Linked DNA regions of Homo sapiens: region 1 is linked to region 2. The links are chromatin contacts, found by Hi-C in ENCODE. All regions are on one chromosome and are shown on one strand. The core of a region is the stretch at or near the end of the contact, and the rest is flanking DNA. Distances in the headings are between cores, read along the strand shown.

What was found. Hi-C counts contacts between places; a loop is a spot of excess contacts on that map. Pooled maps may share reads with other maps.
Region 1: a pooled map shows a loop between it and region 2 (4-fold over the local background). The contact joins the promoter of CCDC144A here to the enhancer-like site in region 2. A Hi-C loop is called at or near these places in 3 of 168 maps with a recorded cell type or tissue (CD8-positive, alpha-beta T cell, OCI-LY7 and mammary epithelial cell), 6 of 37 single-sample maps with no recorded cell type and 14 of 50 pooled maps.

Annotation. Positions count from the first base shown.
Region 1 is chr17:16,687,593-16,695,238 of GRCh38, reverse strand. CCDC144A (coiled-coil domain containing 144A) reads right to left here and starts at 4,998. Exons shown (of 17, transcript NM_001382000.1): 1 at 4,495-4,998; 2 at 2,190-2,260. The coding sequence starts at 4,838. It also overlaps the pseudogene RNU6-405P. RefSeq lists an enhancer at 5,105-6,008.
Region 2 is chr17:16,519,943-16,527,322 of GRCh38, reverse strand. It overlaps LOC124903940 (a long non-coding RNA gene), which reads right to left and starts at 1,491. Exons shown (of 2, transcript XR_007065646.1): 1 at 1,304-1,491; 2 at 1-28. RefSeq lists an enhancer at 5,982-6,031. Within about 2 kb of position 5,907, at least 3 of the 41 ENCODE cell types and tissues checked have a DNase peak (open chromatin) inside an H3K27ac peak, as active enhancers do.

The sequences.
Region 1 (7,646 bases), core at 3,749-6,248, 170 kb before region 2:
TGATAATTATTTGTTAAGTGGACAAATGAATAAATGATTTCCTTGAAAATTCTGTTGAAAAAAACACAGAAGTTAAATAGAGAAAGCTCTATTCTATTATGAGCACCTCAAAGACCAAAACTATGTCTATTTCATGTTTGTCTCCCATAACGTGCAAAACCTAACTTAGAGAAGTTCTTTGATTAACATGTACTAAATTAAAGGTGTCCTCTTACAGTTCAGATTGTCCAATGCATTAGGCATCACATCTTGGAAGCACAGAAGCATTTTTTGTTATTGTGAAACATTTTTATACTTTCATTATAATTTGTTGAGCCTAGAGTTGGGCTATTTGAATATTTATTGTGATAATCTTTTGGCTAATGGTAACAGCATATCTTGTTCTAACAAAATTACTGTTAACATAGCAATTAACCAGCAGGTAGAAAAACACATCTTGTTCTAATGAAGTAAATATACCTCATTCGATTTCAAATTGGGGGAAAGTCAATAATAGTGACACCTTGTTGGTTTATAAGTATGTAACATGACCTGTTCTTCTCAACAAGGAATTGCTTTTCTGACTTCTGCACTCAGAAGGTCTCTTTAAAAAATAATTTCCCATTAGTATTAGTGCACATTGGGTATGTTTGGCAGGGTTTTGTTTGTGTTTTTGTTTTTTTCTGAGACAGGGTCTCACTCTGTCATCCAGGTTGTGATCATGATCACAGCTCACTACAGCCTTGACTCCCAGGCTCAAGCGATCCTCCCATCTCAGTCTCCCAAGTAGCTGGGATTACAGGTGTGCACCAAAACACCCAGCTAATTTTTTATTTGTTTTTGTAGAGATGTGGTCTCACTATGTCACCCAGGCTGGTCTGGAACTTCTGGACACAGGCGATCCTCCCACCTAGGCCTCCCAACTTGCTGGGACTACAGGTGTGGGCAGCACACCTGGCCATTTCACAGTTCTTATTGCCATTTGTTTATGGTGCCAGAAAGGTATTGCCGAGTTTCCAGTTTTGAAACTAATTTCTTTTTTTTAGTGACACAAATCACTATGTAATATAGTTAGCCTTTGAACAACACGGATTTGAACTGCAGGGGTCTACTTATGAGCAGATTTTCTCCCACCTCTACCACCTGAGACAGCGAAGACCAATCTTCCTCTTCCTCCTTCTCCTTAGCCTGCTCAACTTGAAGACTATGATGAAGAGTTATATAATGATCCACTTGCATTTAATGAACAGTAAGCGTATTTTTTCTGCCTTATGATTTTCTTAACAGTTTATTTCCCTAGCTTCCTTTATTGTAAGAATACAGCATATTAATACATATACCATACCAAACATATCTTAATTGACTGTTTATGTTATCAATAAGGCTGCTGGTCAACAGTTAGCTATTAGTAGTTACGTTCTTGGGGGAGTCAAAAGTTATACACAGATGTTTGACTGCAGAGGGAATCAAGCATCCCTAAATTCCACATTGTTAAGGGTCAATTGTGATTGATATTCATTTACTAAACATAAGTCATTTATTTTAAAAATTAAATAGAAGTTCCAATTTCATAACAAGTCTAATTCATTATAAGGTGACTATAAAGAAAACATACAACTTACTAACTCAAAAATATCTTTTTCTTGGCCGGGCGCGGTGGCTCACGCCTGTAATCCCAGCACTTTGGGAGGCCGAGGCGGATGGATCATGAGGTCAGGAGATCGAGACCATCCTGGCTAACACGGTGAAACCCCATCTCTACTAAAAATACAAAAAATTAGCCGGGCGGGGTGGCGGGCGCCTGTAGTCCCAGCTACTCCGCAGGCTGAGGCAAGAGAATGGCGTGAACCAGGGGGTGGAGCCTGCAGTGAGCCGAGATCGCACCACTGCACTCCAGCCTGGGCGACAGCGAGACTCCGTCTCAAAAAAAAAACAAAAAAAAACACTTTTTCTTATTTATACAAAAATATCACATAGGATTTTAGGGACCATAATTAATTTTTTTTCAGACCAGATTGTTTGAAAAAATAAATGACCTACAATTAACTTTTTAAATAATTGTGACATCTAACCTACCAAGAAATCTAACCTATCAAGAAAGAAATAAAGATTTTTTAAAACTGCTCTTTCATGATCAAAACTTCCTTACTCTTACTTCTTTTTTACCTATGGTAGGACCACCAAAAATAATTCACTATCAGAAGTCTTACCTGGATTGTTATTTTGAGGAAGACTTTCAGGTGTCTGTTTTTCCTTATATTCAGGAACTAGTTGCTGAATGCTATGGATAAAAATGTAATAAATGAAATTACTATTTTAAAACAAATGAAAAATACCAAATATATTAAATTTTTAGAGTATTTCAAACAATATCAGAGTTAATATCAGAACTTTAATTATCCCATATACTTCAATTTGTGAGTTCTACCAACTTCTCTTTAAGCTTCTGAAGAAGAAAAAAAGATGAAGTACTCATGAATTGAAGGGAGTATAGCTCAGTAAATTAACTCACATTAGCTTGGCATAATGGAAAGCGTCCTAGCTCTATTACCAGCAGCTATTTATTCTCTGACAAGTTGCTTCTCTTAGGCTCAATGTATTCTTCTAAAAAGCAAGGATTTTACTGCCTTATTTCACTAGGTTGTTAAAGATTTAACAAGAAAACGTTTTGTAAATGCTCAGAGAAACAGTGAAGCAATGAAATAATTTGTTCTTGAGCTTTATTGAGGAAATGGTTTTGGAATCACAAATAAAACCCAATGTGTATTTTTCCAGAGGTTCTAATATTCAAATGTTGCAGTTTTCCAAAACTGTTATTAAGTTCTAGTTTTATTAGTTCTATTCTTTGTGGCTTATAATTTGGGGCATCACAGCTAGTTCATAGTTTGTAACTAAATTTACTTATAAATATATTATTTCATCAAACTAGATAACAACACTGTCCACTATTACTGAGCTCATCAATCACGCCAAGGGGAGAAAGCTAATAGATGTCAAGACCTAGCTTGGACTACTGTTCCATACAGACTCAAACTCTGAATCGGCAGATCTTTGTTAGAAGGATGCTCAATCCCCATGTTCATCTCCAACTGACATGGAAAACAAAATGCTACTTTTCTTTTTCAGTTCCATGAAAGACATGCAAGTTGACATTCTCTCATTTCTGAGATACATACTGACAATATATTTGCACACAACATCCCACGTGTTACTCAGCTCCATTGATCACCTTACTGCATATTTTTGTAGTGAAAAATCACAATTTTAATATTAGGTGATACCCAGTTTGCTTTGACTCACACTGTCTTTGGAACTAGTCAGCAAATAGTCAAATGAACTTCTAGTGACTGCGCAAAATATGGACCACTTCAAAAATCTGTGCATCATCCTTATGCAGGCAGGGGCCATGCTAATTTCTCTCCATTTTGTTCCAATTTCAGTATATGTTTGCTGCTGAAGCAAGTTTTGTTTGTTTGTTTGTTTGTTTGTTTGTTTTAGACTGAGTCTCGCTCTGTCACCCAGGCTGGAGTGCAGTGGCGCGATCTCGGCTCACTGCAAGCTCCGCCTCCTGGGTTCATGCCATTCTCCAGCCTTAGCCTCCTGAGTAGCTGGGACTACAGGCGCCCACCACCACGCCCGGCTATTTTTTTTTTGTATTTTTTAGTAGTGACGGGGTTTCACCGTGTTAGCCAGGATGCTCTCAATCACCTGACCTCGTGATCCGCCCACCTTAGCCTCCCAAATTGCTGGGATTACAGGCATGAGCCACTGCACCCTGCCAAAGCTCTCATTTTATACATGGATATTCATGAGTCATGGATGAGACTTAGCTCTGTTAAATCCAACTAACATACTTGAGACTCAGAATTCTGGTGATGGCTTCCTGCCACAAATCTGGGAAAGGATAATATGGGACATTCCACGATCTAAGAAAAGGGTCCTCAGCATACAGATCTGGTAGCAATGAAAAAAGGAAACTCCTCTCTTTCTGCAACATTATTTGAACTGAACCCCGAGGGCCTAAAGGATAATTTATCATGAAGGTCTTAGCTAAGTCTAGGCTGAGACAAAAGCATAACAGGCGGGGTTTCACCATGTTGGTCAGCCTGGTCTCGAACTTCTGACCTCGTGATCTGCCCTCCTCGGCCTCCCAAAGTGCTGGGATTACAGGCATGAGCCACCGAGCTCGGCCAACATGAAGTTCTTAAGGATGGAAGGAACCTGAGCGACAGTAGAATATGTCTGCTGTATAATAGGTATTCAGCTTATGTTTGATGAATAAATTGAGAAAATGGATAAACACAGTTGGGAAGTGCAATATTTTTAAAGAAAACTCCTGTAAAGTAGACCAACACTTTTGCAATAGTAATAATCCTTTATATTTGATCCCGTCTCACTAAGAGGCCTGGGCCCCTGACCCCTCTGACGTTTCCCCATCCCGGGTGCCGTGGGGCCTGCGGGCACCAGAAAGCCAGTGTCCCCGACAGGACGGCGCATCCTTCGCCTGGCCATTACCTCTTCTTCCTATCCCTCTTGTCCACGCCAGTGTCTCCAGGAGCTAAGATGTGCTCCACCCCAGGGACGTCGCCCGACCGGGCAGCTCTGTGGAGCTCGCCAAGATCTTCCAGGCGGACGTCGTGCTGGGGCTGGTCTAAGGCGCCCTCACCGTGCTTGCTCTCGCTGCCGACGCTGTTTTTCCACCAGCTGTAGGGGAAGCCCGAGGACCACTGGTCCCCCGGGTAGCCCAAGTACCACTGGTCCCCCTGGCTCCCGACGCTAGGGGTCTTCCTCGTGGCGTAGACTGCCGGCTTCGGAGACCCCTCAGCCCCTCCCCGCTTTTCTCCACCCCAGGAGGCCATCAGTAGCGAGCTACTGCCTCGGCCACAACCTCCCAGCAGGATAGCCCGCGGTTTCCAATCTGCGAAAGGAGGACCGCCAAGCCAGAAATGCCAAGCCAAGCGATCACTGCCACGCCAAGCCAAGCGACCACCGCCAAGCCAACAGCCACCGCAAAGCCTCGTGGGTAAGGCCAAGCCAATCCGTTACAGACCAGTGCGCCTGCCCACCTGTGACATCACGGAACCTGTGACTTCACTGCATCTGCAGCTCCAGCCTCCCAGAAAAAGACTCCTTGGCCTGCAGGTGGCGCTGCAGCTCCAGCCTCCCAGAAAAAGACTCCTTGGCCTGCAGGTGGCGCTGCAGCTCCAGCCTCCCAGAAAAAGACTCCTTGGCCTGCAGGTGGCGCTGCAGCTCCAGCGCCAACCTGGGCTGGCTGGTCCTCCCTCGGAGGTTTCGGGGTGGCGGTGCCCAGCCTGCCTGTCATGAGTGCCGCTTCACAGCGCCGCCGGCGCACCTGCTCCTAGGCTTGCTCGGTTCAGGGGTACGGGTCAGTTCCGCCCCCGGCTTGGCCACTGCAGCAAAGTTGCCCTAGGGTCCGCGCTGCCAGGACGCAAGCGGAGTCAGATGGCTGGGTCAGAGCGGCCTGTCAGCCCGGCTGGAAGGGCCTGCCCGACGCCGCTGCCCGCCCAGCTCCTACTCGGCCTGCGCCTGGAGCCAGGGACCAGCTCTGGGCATTCTGCTGCCTTAGGATGGGGCCAAGCAGCCGCTCCCCGCCGTGTGCCGCAGCCGCTGCGCGCATCTGCCCAGGGTCCGTGCAGCTGGCGACCCGGGCGGGTCGGGGAACGCCTGGTGCCACCAGGATTGCTCGCCTCTAGTCCGTCCTGACCCTTCAGCCCGCGAGCACCAGTGAGATTGAAGAAAAGTGACGGCCAGGCGCGGTGGCTCACACCTGTAATCCCAGCACTTTGGGAGGTTGAGGCGGGCAGATCACTTGAGGTCAGGAGTTTGAGGCCAGCCTGGCCAACATGGTGAAACCCTCTCTACTAAAAATACAAAAATTAGTTGGGCGTGGTGGCGCGTGCCTGTAGTCCCAGCTACTCCAGAGGCTGAGACAGGAGAATCTCTTGAACCCGGGAGGTGAACGTTGCAGTGAGCTGATATCGTGCCACCAAACTCCAGCCTGGGCGACAGAGCAAGACTCCGTCTCAAAAAAAGAAAGAAAAGAAGGAAGGAGAGAACGAAGCAAAGAGAAGGAAAGAAGGAAGGAAGAAAGGAAGAAAGAAAGGAAGGAAGGGTGACAAAGGAGAATCTAGAGAGCACTCAAATACTAATTCTTGAGGACAATTAAGACAGATAGCATTATGAAAAACAGATTTTGTCACTGAAGCCTCAGGGCTTCAGCCTAGATCCTGCGCTGCTCACCCACAGAAAGCCAATCACTGAGATGAGTATTGCAAAGGAAGAAGGCTTTAATCAGATGCTGCAGCCGAGGAGATGGGAGCTCAGTCTCAAATCCCTCTCTCTGACCAACTAAAATTAGGGATTTTTAGTATAGCAAAGAAGAAATGTAACTATGTATAAGAAAACATGAACTAGAAAGGCGTAAGGAAGCAATCATTTACAAAATATCTGTGGCCGGGCGCAGTGGCTCCCACCTGTAATCCCAACACTTTGGGAGGCAGAGGCAGGTAGATCATGAGGTCAAGAGATCAAGACCATCCTGGCTAACATGGTGACCCCTTGTTCTCTACTAAAAATACAAAAATTAGTTGGGCGTGCTGGCACGTGCCTGTAGTCCCAGCTACTCGGGAGGCTGAGACAAAAGAATCGCTTGAACCCAGGAGGTGGAGGTTGCAGTGAGTCAAGATCATGCCACTGTACTCCAGCCTGGCGACAGGGCTAGACTCCATCTCAAAAAAAAAAAAAAAAAAAAAAACAGAAAAAGAAAAAAAGTATCACCCTGCCTCCTCAATCTTGGCATAATTCCCCCTATGAGTGGTTTCTGGGGTCTCAGTTGGCATTTAGTCACACGTATGACATTGCACATATCGTGTGCACATCTGCACAGCTCAGCAGTGTCCTGGGTAGGCCTTGAAGGGTGATCTTCACGTAAGCCTGTGGCCTGAGCAAGAAAGCTGCACACGGGCAGCGGAGGAACCAGCAGGAGCCCAGTCCTCTGTGGAAAATTCCAGCACCACCCGCAAGAGCAGCTGCAGTGGAGACTGTGACCTGACAAGGATATATGCATGAAGATGCTGGTCTGAAAACAGACTCAGTTTAAGGGTGGCACTTTGAAAAAATATTGATACATGTCAGTGAGAAAAAAATAATTAGAAACAAAATATATTTATTAGAAATATTACAGTCATTTATCATACACTTTCCTATGAATAGTTAAATACATCTAATTAGCATGTCATATCCAAAAGTGCTGGGTACAATCTAGTGTGCTCTTTATAGACACAAGGCCACAGATGTATCAACTACACTCAACTAATGTAGTTAAAGTTAGTGTGCTAAAAAAAAAATTAGTGTGCTACTCAGGATGCTACAGATTTAGCAAAACTCTAACCTGGATCAGAGGAATGAAATGCCCCGTGAATTGAGGCAACTGTAGATATTCAAAATGCTTCTAAAAAGGCTGTGAGGTTATGTCCTTTACTGCATGTCATTGGTAGGGCATCTCAAAATGGCACTCGAGCTTTGGAAGAATGAGAACTATTGCTGGATTTGACAGTGGGTCTGCATCTATGGGCCCGAGTCCTCCATCTCCACAAGCCGCCCCTCAGTGGGGAAGAGGAGGGGGAGACTAAGGGAGTCTCCGTAAT
Region 2 (7,380 bases), core at 4,658-7,157:
CAGTTTATGGTACTTTGTTGCTGCAGCCCTAGAAAACCAATGCAAGTGGGAGTTTATAGTCAAGGATGATCACTGAAATTTTTAAAGCAAAACAGTGACAGGCCGGGCGCGGTGCCTCACGCCCGTAATCCCAGCACTTTGGGAAGCTGAGGCAGGCAGATTACCTAAGGTCAGGAGTTCAAGACCAGCCTGGACAGCATGGAGAAACCCCATCTCTACTAAAAATACAAAAAATTAGCCAGGAGTGGTGGCGGACACCTGTAATCCCAGCTACTTGGGAGGCTGAGGCAGGAGAATTGCTTGAAACCTGGAGGCGGAGGTTGCAGTGAGCCAAGATTGCACCACTGCACTCTAGCCTGGGTGACAGAGTAAGACTCCATCTCAAAAAAAAAAAAAAAGCAGAGATAAAAGTCCCTCGGTGATTTCACCATCACAGCTTCTTGTCACCCCCACTTAAGGAAACCTATTTAACAACTTGGAACACAGACTCCCGTCTCCTACCCGTGGATGCTTAGGTTTTCCCCAGCTGTTTAGTTTACTATGACAAATAATCCTGTTGTTAGCATCTATTATATGTGTGTGTATCTGTGTCAGATTAAATTTGTATTTGTAATGTTCGATTTTTTTAACCAAAAACAAATCTGACAAAATGTTAACCTCTGCTACATCTATGTGACAGATGTGTGGGTGTCTTATTTTCTATAGGTTTCAGTATGTTTGAAATGTTTTGTAATCAAAACTGTGCTCAGAAATCAATCAACCAGAATAGGAAAATGTCCCAGTTTCCATGATACTGTGATGTTAATTTCTTCTGATATCATCTATCAGGTGACAACTGCCCAAAAAAACCTATTATAAGTGTTTCTTTGTGTGTGTGTGTGTGTGTGTGTGTGTGTGTGTGTGTTTACATACATATAGCATAAAATGCACCACTTTAACTATTTTAATGGTATACCATGAAGTGGTTTTTGGTATATTCACAATATTGAGCAATCATTGCCACTACTTAGTCCCACAGCATTTTCATTACCCCATAAAGAAGCCTCGTACACACTACAGAGTCACTCCCTACTCTCCCCTCCCCCAGACCTTGGCAACCATTAATCTGCTTTCTGTCGCTATGGATTTACCCATTCTGGGAATCTCATATAAATGGAATCATATAATACGTGGCTTTTTGTGACCAGCTTAATTCTCTTAGCACATTTTTTAGCTTCATCCATGTTGTGACATGTATCAGCACTTCATTCCTTTTTATTGCTGAATAATATTCCGTTGTATGAATACAGCATGTTTTACTTACCTATTCATCCGTTCATGAGCGTTTGGATTTTTTCCACCTTTTGGCTATCATGAATAATGTTGCTATGAAAATTCACATTCAAATTTTTGTTCAGGCAGGGCATGGTGGCTCATGTCTGTAATCTCAGTACTCTGGGAGGCCGAGGCAGGAGGATTGCTTGAGCCCAGAAGTTTGAGACCAGTCCTAGCAATATAGCAAGATCTTGTATCTACAAAAAAAAAAAAAATTAATTAGCCAGAAATGGTGCCACCTGCCTGTAGTCCCAAGTACTTGGGGAAATGAGATGGAAGGATAGCTTAAGACTTGGAGGTTGCGCCTGTAATCCCAGCACTTTGGGAGGCCAAAGTGGGCGGATCGCCTGAGGTTGGGAGTTGGAGACCAGCCTGACCAACATGGAGAAACCTCGTCTCTACTAAAAATACAAAATTAGCCGGGCATGGTGGTGCATGCCTGTAATCCCAAGCTACGTGGGGGGCTGAGGCAGGAGAATCGCTTGAACCCGGGAGGTGGAGGTTGTAGCGAGCTGAGATCGCGCCATTGCACTCCAGCCTGGGCAACAAGAATGAAACTCTGTCTCAAAAAAAAAAAGAAGAAGAAGACTAGGAGGTCGAGGCTGCAGTGAACAGTGATCATGCCACTGTACTCCAGCCTGGTGGACAGAATGAGATTCTATCTCAAAAAAAAAAAATTAGTTTGGATACCTGTTTTCAATTCTCTTGGGTACATACCTACAAGTAGAATTGCTGGGACATATAACTATGCTTAACTTACTGGGGAAATGCCAAACTGATTTCCACAGTGGCTGCACCATTTTACATTCTCACCAGCAATGCAGGAGAGTTCCAATTTCTCAACAACCTTGCCAACACTTGTTATTTTGCACTGTTTTAAAAAAATTATTATAGCCATCCTCGTGGGCGTGAAGTGGTTTGTCATTGTGGTTTTGATTTGCATTTTCTCTAATGACTAATAACTTTGGGCATCTTTTCATGTGTTTCTTGGCCATTTGTATGCCTTGGAGGGATGTCTATTCAAGTAGTATGACTCTTTCTTTCTTTCTTTTTCTTTTTTTTTGAGACAGAGTCTCGCTCTGTCGCCCAGGCTGGAATGCAGTGGCGTAATTGCGGCTCACTGCAACCCCACCTCTAGGGTTCAAGCGAGTGTCCTGCCTCAGCCTCCCAAGTAGCTGGGACTAGGCGCATGCCACCACGCCTGGCTAATTTTTGTATTTTTTAGTAGAGATGGGGTTTCACCATGTTGGCCAGGATGGTTTCAAATTCCCAACCTCAGGTGATCCACTCACCTTGGCCTCCCAAAATGCTGGGATTACAGGCGTGAGCCACCGTGCCCGGCCATGACTGTTTCTTTATGCAACATATAGTACTTTTATGCTAAAAAATCTTTAAGTTTTAGCTAAAGACATGGCGATCTTTTTTTCACTTTTTTTTTTTTTTTTTTTTAAGACACAGAGTCTCACTAAGTTACCAACACTGGTCTCTAACCCCTGGCCTCAAACGATCCTCCTGCCTTGGCCTCCCAAGTAGCTGGGATTACAAGCATGACCCCCTGCGACTGGGAATGAAATTGGTACTCTAGAAAGAATGGTTTTATAGCAGTGTGCAATGCACAAAAGAATCGGGAAAGCAACTGAAAGGCAAGATGCTCATTAGGGTTTTGACCCATTAATCAAAGCTTAGAGTGATGAGAGCTTGTTTTCTGGCCTAATTCCTTACCTTTTCCTTCTCTGTTATTCTACCTAGTCTGTATTTCCTTATAACACTGTCCCTCTGATGATTACCTTGTTGGTCATTTTTATCATCTAATCTTCCTGTGTGGGTTCCCTGCATTCTTGAGATCGGTTCTCTACAACCAGCCACTTGGGTGCCCAATCATCCCAACATGGTCAAATCTGAAACTGTCATATCTCCTTGCAGTGGCACAATCTCGGCTCATCACAACCTCCGCCTCCCGGGTTCAAGCAATTCTTCTGCCTCAGTCTCCCAAGTAGCTGGGGCTACAGGCGCCCACCGCCACACCTGGCTAATTTTTGTATTTTTAATAGAGTTGGGGTTTCACCATGTTGGCCAGGCTGGTCTCAAACTCCTGACCACAGGCAATTCGCCCACCTCAGCCTCCCAAGGTTCTGGGATTACAGGCGTGAGCCCAGCCCATATAGTGGAATCTTAGCCTACTGAAGAAAGTGCTACAAGAATGAAACTTGAGGACGTAATGCTGAGTTCAATAAACCAGTTGCAAAAGGACAAATATTGTATAATTCCACTTACACAAGGTAGATAGAGGAATCAAATTTATAAAAACAGAAAGTAAAATGTTATTTACCAGGGGCTGGCAGGAGAGAGGAATGGGGAGTTATTATTTGAGGGGTAGAGTTTCAGCTGGAGAAGATGAAAATATTCTGAAGGTGGAGGGTGGTGTTGGTTGCCCAACAATGTGAATGCACTTAATGCCACTGAACTGTATATTTAAAAATTGTTAAAATGATAAATTTTATGATATGTATGTTTTCAACAATTTTTTAAAGTTTTCCCAGAAACAAATAAAAACTGCAGAACTCCCAGCATATAATGGCTCCATCCTAATTTCTGCACTAATAGACAACTGAACTCTAGCATGGCTTCTAGAAGCATAAGGCCCTGTCTCTAGGATGACCCTAATCCCAGCTAAAGGCCTGCATATGGCCGGGCATGGTGGCTCACACCTCTAATCTGAACACTTTGTGAGGCTGAGGTGGGAGGAGCCATTGAGACCGGGAGTTCAAGACCAGCCTGGGCAACATAGGGAGAGCCTATCTCTACAAAAAAAAAAAAAAATTAATTAATCAGATGGCTGTGGTGATGCACAGCACAACTTTAGTCTCAGCTGCTTGGGAGACTGAGGTGGGAGGATCACTTGAATCCGGGAGGTCGAGGCTTCAGTGAGCTATGATCATGCCACTGCACTTCAGGCTGGGTAACAGAGTGAGACCTTGTCTCAAAAAAATTTTTGAAAATTAAAATAAAGGCCTTCCCGAGAAAGCTCAAGGCTGCCAGGAGAATTGACTGTTTGTTCCAGCCAATACCAAGAGATAGGCAGATAGAGCTCTGCACCACCACCCCTCAACTCCCTGTAGAGCCATCACTTTAGAAAGCTTGCAATTATAAAGCCTTTCTTTGCTCTTTGGGATATAAAACTACCACCCAAAACTGTTTCCTCCAGGACCTGAGAGTCTTCTCTTTAAAATGCAAGGCTTCAGGGAGATAATTCTGTCTCTCCTAGTCTGTAGGGGAGGCTGAGGGCCTAACTGTGGGCACCTTGCTCCAACCTGCACCACTGCCCCGTCACAAAGACATGAGAAGTGTGTGTGTCCTTCAGATAGACAGCAGTCAACAAACCCAGGTGGCCTGACATGGCCTAACCCTATTCACACCTTTAGTGCCTTTCCCTGAGCACACCCCACCTTTAAAAGTCTCCAGCCTTTTGTTTTGGAGAAGTTGAGTTCAATCCACACTGGTCTCTCTTCCTTGCTGCCATAGTATTGCTGAATAAAACCTGTGTTCACCATCTTGACCAGTGTCGGTCGGCATCGTTTATCTGGGATAGTGTCATAACAAAACCTAACCTCTCCTGACTGATAGTTAGTTGTCATTCTTACTCTTTTTATTATTATTGCCGAAGGTGATGATTTCTGGAGGAGCCTGAGCTCTTTCTCTTTCCCCTTCTCCCAGCTTCCCTTCTCCACTACATCTCCGTTATTGCATCAATTTCAGGAATACAGCTCCCAATAAATGGAAACAGTAGGACAATTTCAGTAATCATTTTCAGAATTTCTAGAGTCTTCACTGTAACTATTTTTTAGTTTCAGAGCTACTTGTTTCCCAAAATAAATCAAATCAGAGAAAACACATCTCTAGAATTAATTTTTTTTTTTAAGACAGGGTCTCTCACTGTTACCCCAGCTGGAGTGCAGTGGCACAATCACTGCTCACTGAAATCTTGAACTCCTGGGCTCAAGCACCCAGGCTTCTAAGTAGCTGGGACTACAGGTGCATGCCACCACATCAAGCTAATTTTATTTAATAGTACAGAGGAGGTGTCACTATGTTGCTCAGGCTGGTCTCAAACTCCTGGACTCACGTTATCCTCCCACTTTGGCCTCCCAGACTGCTAGGATTACAGGTGTGAACTACTGTGCCTGGCCTAGAGTGAATCTTTAGAATCCACCTCTACTGTGATGTGTCAATATAAGTTAGCAAGAACCAGTGACTTCTGAGTATATGAGTTCCAAACTTCGACATTTCCAAAGTCCCACCTCTGATGGCATTTGTAGGTGACCCCTTAGAGAAAACTTACAGTGTTCTCGCAGGTGCCAAAATTTATGCTGCTTTTTGCCCAACAGTTGGTTAGATATCTCAAGCAACTAAGAGCGTACTGCCATGGATTATGCCTTAAAGTAATGACGGTGCATTTACCAAACCACTCTTCCCTCTCTTACCCTCCAAAAAAATTGCTGTTCTCTCCAGGGCAGCCACAGCTGGAGGGGACGCTAGCTAATCCTCTTATCCCACCACTAGATGGCAGGACAGTCCAGTCTGGCAAATCTCTCTGCCCTGCCTGAACTTCGATGTCCACATCTTTAGTGAAGAGTCTTCCTAACAGAAATGTACTTCCTGGTTAAACATTAGTTTGGACTCAGAGAGCAGACAGGCTCAGATTCAGGCTGAGCCTCCTCCAAGGCAGACAGGTGTTCTCCTGAGGTGCCATTAGGGTTGTACTCATGTGGAGTGAGACGGGGCAAAGCGGAGAGGGAACCAGGGAAGGGAAAGAATTGGTGCTGATCAGATGTCCTGGAGCTTAACTTGCCTGCAGTCTGATGGGTTAGTATGGCAAAGTGGGGCCTGGAAGCCTCAACTCTCTATACCCATATAACCCCTCCACCCCATCCCTCTGCCTCCTGAAGACCCCTGTACAGCAGAGGCCAGTCCCAACAAGGAGGCCAGCACCAGGCTCCCCATCCTCTCTGCTCCAACTCTGTGGGTGTTTAACACACCAAAAGCAAGACTTCTACCAGCCAGGACCCTCTGTGAGCCCCCAGCCAGGAGACAGGCTCTGGGTTCTGAGATGAGGGAAGACGCCGGCATGATGTATGCACCAGCCTTGGGACTCCTAGCAGTACTTCCTTTCTGACACACTATTTTTTCAAAACATCATCCCATCCCTTGACTCAATGCTCTCACTAAGGCCAAGCGCCACGAGGTGACTGTGCCAGAAGCTCCCCAGCCAGTCGGAGCAGCACTGAGATCAGCAGATCCCAGGATCCTACCTCCCAACCTGTTGTCTTCCCAGCACACTGGACTATAGAGAAGACACCCTTGTGATTTGCTACAGGACCCTGCCCCAGCCTCCCTATCAACCTGCACAGTGGTGAGATGCAGTGAGGGCTTCTAGATTATGATCCGGACTAGGATCAGATTGGTCTGGTCTGATGACCCTCTCGGACACTTACTAGCTATGTGACCTTGGGCATGTAGTTTAACCTGTCTGTGCTTTGATGCCTCATCTGTAACATGTGAATTCTTATTGTATCTATGTTTCAAGGCTGTTGTAAGGATAAAATGAGATTGTGTGTGTTAAGGGCTTCCCACAATACCTGACATACAGTGCTCTGTAAATGGCAGAATCAAAAGTTGGATCGAAAATTTAATAGATAGCCACAAAAACAAACAACCCAACCTAAAAATGAGGAAAGACCTGGCCGGGCGCAGTGGCTCACGCCTGTAATCCCAGCACTTTGGGAGGCTGAGGCGGGCAGATCACGAAGTCAGGCGATCAAGACCATCCTGGCCAGCAGGGTGAAACACAGTCTCCTCTGAAATACAAAAAAAATAAGCCCAGTGTGGTGGTGTGTGCCTATAGTCCCAGGTACTCAGGAGACTGAGGCAGAGGAATAGCTTGAACCCGGGAGGCGGAGCTTGCAGTGAGCCGAGATCGCGCCACTGCACTCCAGCCTGGGCAACAAGAGTCAAACTTCCTCTCAAAAAAAAAAAAAAAAAAAAAAAAATGAGGAAAGACCTTTAACA